Linked DNA regions of Homo sapiens: all the other regions are linked to region 2. The links are chromatin contacts, found by Hi-C or POLR2A ChIA-PET in ENCODE. All regions are on one chromosome and are shown on one strand. Each heading gives the region's core, a stretch centred on a gene start or an enhancer-like site at or near the end of the contact. The rest is flanking DNA. Distances are from core to core; before and after follow the strand shown. Region 1 holds the start of LINC02295 (long intergenic non-protein coding RNA 2295). Region 2 has its middle 270 kb from the start of LINC02914. Region 3 has its middle 38 kb from the start of LINC02295.

The links. Hi-C counts contacts between places; a loop is a spot of excess contacts on that map. ChIA-PET counts read pairs that join two places held with the same protein, here RNA polymerase II (POLR2A). Pooled maps may share reads with other maps.
Region 1: a map of CD4-positive, alpha-beta memory T cell shows a loop between it and region 2 (10-fold over the local background). The contact joins the promoter of LINC02295 here to the enhancer-like site in region 2. A Hi-C loop is called at or near these places in 2 of 168 maps with a recorded cell type or tissue (CD4-positive, alpha-beta memory T cell and naive thymus-derived CD4-positive, alpha-beta T cell) and 6 of 50 pooled maps. POLR2A ChIA-PET finds 5 or more read pairs at or near these places in 1 of 52 experiments (activated naive CD4-positive, alpha-beta T cell).
Region 3: a pooled map shows a loop between it and region 2 (3-fold over the local background). The contact joins two enhancer-like sites. A Hi-C loop is called at or near these places in 3 of 50 pooled maps. POLR2A ChIA-PET finds 5 or more read pairs at or near these places in 2 of 52 experiments (CD4-positive, alpha-beta memory T cell and naive thymus-derived CD4-positive, alpha-beta T cell).

The regions. Positions count from the first base shown.
Region 1 is chr14:98,134,577-98,137,276 of GRCh38, reverse strand. LINC02295 (long intergenic non-protein coding RNA 2295) reads right to left here and starts at 1,290. Exons shown (of 3, transcript NR_184268.1): 1 at 1,080-1,290. All of the region lies in intron 1 of LOC105370655 (a long non-coding RNA gene), which reads left to right.
Region 2 is chr14:98,983,488-98,986,187 of GRCh38, reverse strand. No RefSeq gene overlaps it. Among named protein-coding and RNA genes, the nearest start is that of LINC02914, 270 kb to the right of the region's middle. RefSeq lists an enhancer at 667-1,285. Within about 2 kb of position 1,332, at least 4 of the 41 ENCODE cell types and tissues checked have a DNase peak (open chromatin) inside an H3K27ac peak, as active enhancers do.
Region 3 is chr14:98,172,209-98,174,908 of GRCh38, reverse strand. No RefSeq gene overlaps it. Among named protein-coding and RNA genes, the nearest start is that of LINC02295, 38 kb to the right of the region's middle. Within about 2 kb of position 1,433, at least 4 of the 41 ENCODE cell types and tissues checked have a DNase peak (open chromatin) inside an H3K27ac peak, as active enhancers do.

The DNA of each region.
Region 1 (2,700 bases), core at 41-2,540, 850 kb after region 2:
TATCTGCCCTCCCCAGCCCCAGCAGGATGCTGCAGCCTCGGTAAAATGCCTCCCCCACCATTTTCTTTCCATGAGCTGCTCTTTCTCTCTCCCCTCCTGGCTGTCGCCTTATCTCCTCCTCTCCCCTTTTAAATGCAGATAATAGAATAAGGCAAACAGCTTATGTCCGCAAAATTCCTCTGAAATTGCCCCCTAACATGCATACCCAGAGCTGGCCTTGATTGACATCAAGTGCAGTAATTAAAAACCCTGCCAGCTGACATAGGTGAAGGTTTATTTATAATTACACATTTTTAGGATGGCTCGTCCAGGGTCGGTGCATTTAAAAAGATAAGTCGGCCACAGCTCTGTTACTCCCCCAATTATAGATTTGAATGGTGGGAGTTTATAATGGGGGCGGGGAATTCTGCTTTGCAAAAAAAGGAATTATTTGTTCATAAAACCAGGAGGCCAGGGTACGAAAGTCTGATGGCAGAGCCTTTGTCTAGAAAGCTGTGGGAGAGAGAGTGTGTGTCTGTGTGTGTACCTGTGTATGCCTGTGTGTGCATGGGTGTGTGCACCTGCATGTGTACCTGGGAGTGTGTGTGTCTATCTATGGGTGTGTGTGGGCCTGTATGTGTACATGTGTGGGTCTGTGTGTATGGATGCATGCACCTGTGTGTATACATGTGTGTGCCTGCATGCACATGTGGGTGTATGGAAGGGGAGTCATGCGGTGAAGCAGAAAACACCTCCCTCTCCCTGTGCTTAAACACAGAGCTATACTCACAAATCATTTCCCTGCTTGCTTTATCTAAAATGTTAAAAATCTTGCCCAGCTTCAAATCCAAGACTATCAGATCTGACATTCCTAAGAACCCACTGTGAAAGAGGATTCCTCCGTGGGAGCCCAGGGAGCTGGGACAGGAGCTTCTGGGAGGACTGTGTGGGCATAGAGTTCCTAGGAGGCGGAAGCTGCCTGCACACAGCAGGGTGTTTGACACCCATGGGGCAGTGCCCAAAAGCAGCAGCCAGCAGGTCCCCTCTCCCCAACATCCGCTTCTCATTGTTGCCTTTTTTTAGAGCTTGGTATCACTTACCCAGAGGGGCAGAGCCGGCCATATCAGACTGTGCATCTCACGTGTGTGGTTTCTTGGGCCCCACAGCTGGAGACAATGGCAGGAGCGGCCTTGGAGAGCCCCGATTGTCACCTGGCGTCTTGGCAGGCAGCTGAACCCAGAAGTAAACTGAGCCAGGCAGGGAGCTACAGGTGTTAAAGGTACCAGAAAGCAAGGCTCGAAAATCAGATATGAGAGAAAAGGGGAGCAACAGGAAGCCTTTGTATAGGGGGTGCCACTGCATTTCAGACATGCCTGGCCAGGGGGCACAGGGCACAGGGCTTGTCCAAGAAGACAGGATGCAAAACCCACTGCTGACCAGGGAGCCAAGAGCTGTGAAAGGGTCTAGGTGGGTCACCCAGAACAGTCCCTCTGCCCCAGAACGCTGCACAGAGAGATTGCCTGGAAGGAAGCAGGTCCTTCCGATTAAGTGGCAGAACCCTACTGAGAGAAATAAAAGTGAGGAATGGTGAATTCGGCACCACTTGCCAGACCAATGGGCTTCATCAATTAATCACAGCCAAATAATCACCACCTACATTAAAGAATAATACATGAAAAGGACAGGAGCCTCACTGTAACTTATTCAGAAAGGGCTGCCTCCCTAATCCCTCTGAGTCCTGACATGTTAACAGGGTAGCGACTAATTAGATGTCAAAAATTCATAAGCGCTCTTTAATATTGCATATATCTGCAGCCGACATTTCAATATGAGAGTTGTATACACAGAAGTCACTATAGCATTAAAACACAGTGGGGTGGAAGAAATAAAAGGGAACCAATAAAAACAATGTCCCTTAAAAACCCCAGAGAGTGCCAGCTTTGGAAGTGTGTACTTTCTTATTCAGAAAAGGTATCACCTTAATAAGAATTATAGGCAAAGGGGTTTCGCTGCTCTGTGCTGCATGGACAGAAAGGGGGTGAGGAGACGAGCTTATCAAAAGCACTGCCAGGTAAATAGTAATTTATTGTGCATGCACAATGAACATTACCCAGTGTCCTGACACTGGGTGATAATGAAAGGCATGTTATTGTGGAATCCACTGAGGGAATTTCCACTCCCCCCGCTCCCTTCTCCCCTTCTCCTCTTGTCTCTCTTGAGCAAAGAAGCCGTGATGGGTCCTGGCAGCTTCTGCCTGTTTCAAGCCATTTCACATAATATAGAAAGCACCTGAAGTTTAGTGGATTAAGTAAGTGAGTTAGTTTGCCAGCTTGGTGATATATATGTTGCTTGCATGTGAACTTATATTTCAAATGCTGGGGACTATATTTTTATGAAACAAGCCTTTTCCTGTCGGAAGAATTATAGGAATGTGATATAATACAAGGCAGTGAGATTAAAAACAATGCATCATAGCAGAGAGAAAATGCACTGTTTTATGACTTGCATCCGTTAATTGAACCTCTCAGGAATCAAGAGAAGGGCTCTGCAGGAACCTGCTGGAAAATCACTCTCTTTTTTTACTTCCATGTTCTGTTTTTTTGTTGTTGTAGTTGTTATTTTTATTTTTTATCATACATATAGATACATATATACATGCATATATATATACACACACATATTTATGGACACACACAGCCATGAATGACGTATGTTGCTTTC
Region 2 (2,700 bases), core at 83-2,582:
AGAAGGGGTTGAGGGGTACTTGCCCCTGCCCCAGGAAAGCGGGACTTGCCGCTAAGGGTGAAGGACCAAGGCAGGCGTCCCTGCGTGGTCTGACACCCTTGAAACGTGAGTGTATAATCAGAGAGGCATCCCTGCAATGATTAAACACCAAGGGAAGGCTGCCTTCCCAGTCCGTGACCGGCGCCGGAGTTTTGGGTTCATGGATAAAATATGTCTCTTTTGTCTCTACCAGAAAATGAAAGGAATTGAAATTAAGAGAAGGGAGAGATTGAAGTGTGGCGCCAAGATTGAAAGGAGAAAGAGGTTGAGGGATAGTGAGGGAGGTTGGAGAAGAGAGTAAAAAGAGGCCACTTACCGGATTTGAAATTGGTGAGATGTTTCTTGGGCTGGTCGGTCTGAGGACCTGAGGTCATAGGTGGATCTTTCTCATGGAGCAAAGAGCAGGAGGACAGGGGATTGATCTCCCAAGGGAGGTCCCCCGATCCGAGTCACGGCACCAAATTTCATGCACGTCCCTGTGAAGAGACCACCAAACAGGCTTTGTGTGAGCAATAAAGCTTTTAATCACCTGGGTGCAGGCGGGCTGAGTCCGAAAAGAGAGTCAGCGAAGGGAGATAAGGGTGGGGCTGTTTTATAGGACTTGGGTAGGTAAAGGAAAATTACAGTCAAAGGGGGTTTGTTCTCTGGCGGGTAGGAGTGGGGGTCGCAAGGTGCTCAGTGGGCAGGAGTGGGGGTTGCAAGGTGCTCAGTGGGGGTGCTTTTTGAGCCAGGATGAGCCAGGAAAAGGACTTTCACAAGGTAATGTCATCAGTTAAGGCAAGGACCGGCCATTTACACTTCTTTTGTGGTGGAATGTCATCAGTTAAGGTGGGGCAGGGCATATTCACTTGTTTTGTGATTCTTTAGTTACTTCAGGCCATCTGGGCGTATACGTGCAGGTCACAGGCGATGCGATGGCTTGGCTTGGGCTCAGAGGCCTGACAGAGGAGACACTGGGAAATCTAGGGGGAAGGACATTTGAGCTGGGCTTCTGCAGGACAGCCAAGAGCTCACCAGATGGTGGAAGACAAGGTACTTGCTACCTATAGTTTCCCATGGCCTCTGCTCCAGGCTAGGCCCTACAAGGGAGGACCTCCCTAAAGTTTCAGTTTGGGGTTCTTATTTTAATTTGTGGTGCCTGTGATGCGGAGTTCTGAGGAGAAGACCTAAAGGAAATTGCTGTTTTGAGCCTGTTGGGCTGTGTCCCCAGTAGGTGCAGATGTTCTGATAAGGTGTGGTGATCGTGACCTCACAGAGCCGCTCTGCCAGGAGATAAGGGCAGATGAGTTGCAGAAAGAGCTTCCTGTCGTGGGCTGATTGGCTGGCGGGGTGGATCTGAAGCTGCGGCTGGGCCAGCCCTGCAGAGGCCGCTGACTGGGTCAGTGAAGTGCTGAGGCTGCACTTCTTGCTCTACCCTCCATGGCTGCATCTCTGGGTCACCTCGTCCATGGAGGACCCCTTTGAGACACGCGGGGGCAAAAGAGAGAACAGTGTTTTAGGGGATCCTTAGAGCTGGTTTCAGTCTTGCCTATGTTATTAGTTAGCTATGCGGTTGTAGCAAAGCCACCTTGCTACTCTGAGCATCCTTCCCCCATCTATAAAATGGAGTTATCAGTCCCAACTTCAAAGGACTATTGGTGGCGTTCAGCAGTCAGTGAACCCGAAGTTCCTACGAGGGCACCGGGTGTAGAATAGATGCTCAATCAAAGGTGGCTACACTTTGTGTCATCGCCCTATTCATCATGATTGTCCCATCACTCATTATCCTGGTCTGATTTTGGCTTCTGCTCTCTGGAGAATCTTTCTTGAGCTCTGTAGCCTTGCACCAAGCTCTGGGATTTCAGCTATAATCAGTCTTATATACAGTGCCCTGCCTGGAGCTTCCAGGCCAGGAGAAGAGACTGGGCTTAACAGTTGATCAACCCCATATGTCACGAGTAGGGTGAGCTCTGTGGAAGTAAAGTCTGTGGGTGGGGAAGTGGCCTATGGGGTCTCACCCAGACCAGCCAGAGATGTTCCACCAGGAGCCTTCAGCCTGGTAAGCAGCAGGGCAGGGGGTGTGACTCCAATCTGGATCTGCCTGACTCTGAAGACGTTGTGCTCTTTGATAGCTATGCAATGAGGTCACCATGCTCTAGGAACCAACATTTGTCCTATTTGGTGTCACCTCAGTCCTTTGGGTTCAGTCCTCAAAATAGGTAAACGTCAGAAGTCATCCCTTTCCTTTTTGGTTTGTCAAAATGCTGCAGGCTTTTTGCTCTTCCTCCCTCCCTCCCTCCTTCTTTCCTTCATTCCTTCTTTTCTTTCTTCTTTCGTTCCCTTTCTCCTTTCCTCCTTCCCTTTCTTCCCTTCCTCCCTCCCTTCCTATTGATGCGGCTTCACAATGTGAAACTGTGTCCCTGTGAGTACACGATCTGTACGTGTTGCTGGGGCACTGTACTTGAGCTCCGATATCATCCCTCCTCTGTGTGCACCATGAAAACCAGTTTGCTACCTGGAGGAGTCCAGACACCTCAAATGTCAAAGGAAGCTTCTCTTTCTGTTTCTGTCTCTTCCCTCTTCTGTGGGAGGGGCCACAGCTTGAGGAAAGGGCCCATTTTGGGGGCCAAGGAATTATTCAAGGGGGCCAGGGAATCAATTTTTACTCATCTACTAAGGAGC
Region 3 (2,700 bases), core at 184-2,683, 810 kb after region 2:
ACCTGAGGCTCTAATGAGTTCCAGTTTGGCCGAGGATGCCACAGACTTTAGTTTCATAAACGAGAATTAGGGTTGAGGTTGATCGATCTCTCTGACCCCTATAATTGCCACTATCCAAGGGTGTCTACAGGATACACCTTCAAAGTGGGACTACAGATTTGGTTTGCAGGCCCACGATCTGTTTTCAGAAACCTTTGAAACCACATGTAATTTAGAAATCAGAATTTGGTACATTTAAAATAATATGTCTCATAATTACATATCGTAGAGCATCTTGCAGAGGAGTCTAGGACAGCACTTAGGGATAGAACACAACATTTTTGCAGTGAAATAAATGACTGTTTACATTACATGAGAAAAATAAAGACTATAAATAGCCTTATATTAGTTCTATCAGTTCAGGTCAGGTTTTACCACCAGATTAATGATAAAAACTACTTTTGGTTTTGCAAAACTTCTTTGGAATCATGACTATAAGATTATAGGCTGGAACAGAATAAGTCTCAAGAGAAGGTCTTTCTTCTTTTCCATAGGTGGACCACACATATGGCAACCAAGAACCACACACAGTTTCACTTTATCAATTAGGTGTTGTTCACAAGTAGGGCATGCATGGAAAGCAGAGAACATTCTTCAACCAAGTTGTTGAGGGCAGACTGCTGTCAGCCTGGCCAGGTTTAATTTGGGGTGATGCCCTCATGGGTGTGTCACCCAACCTCAATGTGCATAGCAGTCATCCTAAACTCTTCTTAGGGAGGCCCCTTGGCCGGAATAAAAGATCAGCCCAGGGACCGATGCACAGTAAGTGTTCCCTAATGTTGCCTAAGATTGCTATTACCCAGAAGAGGCTTCATGGCACTCACATTAAACCTACATTAAGTAAGCAGACGCATAGACCGTGGGCATTCAACAATTGGTAACTTATTTCTCCAAGCCTTTCTCTAATCAGGGTCTTTGCAATGCAGTGCATTTAATGTGAAGCAGTGTTCAGATGTGCATTTCCCACCCTCCAGCCAGTGCACAGCTCTCCACTATTAAAGCTCATGCACCACCCTCTTTAGAAACACAGAGGGTAGAGTCAGGTAGAAATCACAGGAGACAGGGCTTTTTCTAGGACTTTAGTTAGGTACGTCTTCTCCAAAATTCTGGAAGAATCTTTCACACCACTCAAGACAGCTCATGAGAAAAAAAAGCATCTCTTTATATTTAGACCGGCGATCTCACCGCAGGTGCCCCACTTGTGTGGGAGACAGGCTATTTTTTTTTCTAGGCCCCAAGAAAACTTCTCCCTCCTCCCATCTGATAGGGTTGCTGCTACTTCCTTTACAGTGCAAAGATCAGAGGGGCAGCTCCCATCCCCCACCAGTGTGGCGAAGGAAGAGGGCAAAAAACAGGCCAGGTTTTCACAAAGGAAGACCAGAAGCTGCAATGATGTAACGAAGTACAGTGCATGCCAGTTCATGGGCAGGCAGGAAGGAAGGCAATCGCAGGCTTTGAGGCAGGGCACCTGCCTTCTACTTGTCTGATTTTAGCAGCTGGAAGACAAAAAATAACTTGGGCTTCCTGCAGCGTGAGCTCCTCAGTAATCCCCTCTGAGATGGGGTGGGTATGGAGTCTCCTCATATGGAATCACAGCTCAGAAAGGATTTGCTGCCTCAGTTTTCTCATCTGTAAAGTGCGTGGCTGATGACCACTTCACAGGACTGTGAGGAGGTAATAATCTTAAGTATAAGAAAGAATCTAACATATAGCTAGGGAGCAAATGAACTAAGGATTCCTAAGCTCGTGATTTTGCAATCATTTCATTTGATCCTTTCCAATCTATGGCACTGATTACTTTTATCTCTATTTATCAATAGAGAGATGAAGACACAATATGCTCAAATGATTTGCCCAAGTCATGGGTAAAACCAAAGCCAGTGTTGGTTCTTTCTGACTCTGAACATACATTAATTAATTTCATTCATTATGCTAATTGTAAAACTGAAGCTAAAATGATCACAAAGAAACACTGATCGGTAACTATAACAGTAAGAATGCAATTATTGTTCTGATCAAAGAGTCCATCTTTGCAAAGACTATTATTGCAAGAAAATATTACATGTTCCTATTTTTATAAGTAAGCACCCTTCCTAGCTCAGGGTAGAGGGTCAAGAATTAACTGTTGACTTAATTTGCATCCAGACTGCAACCTTTTTGTGGGCATCTGGGCCAATGTGCAAAGATGGACTTGCCCTGCAGATGGCATGACCCTGGAGCATTTCAGGTTCTCTACCTGGCTGAGTCTCTGGGCCTAGGAGGGGAAGAGGTTAACTTTCGAGACCTTTGAGAATGGGGACCTGTGTCTTTAATAGATTGGCCTGCTCCTGCCTTCTCAGGGCAAAGCGCAGCAGCTGGGCTGCCCCCCAGGCCCAGGCCTCCTGTTTTGCACAGCCTCTAAAGCCAGCGTGGCTCTGCCCTGGGAGTCTCCCGGCCACAGGTGAGGTTCCTTGGCCCCAGCAATGCCCAGGGGGCCAATCAGGCTGGGCCTGCATGAGGTAAGATGGAGAATCACCCTGTGTGCTCTGGGCTCTCTCAGAAATCTCAGCAGATCAATGTCACCGTGGCTTTAATTACCCCTCCTAGGCCTCATCCTTATTTCATGGCCTTTAATATGCCTGGTAGGCAGCTGTGGACACACAGATAAACAGCCACCCACCA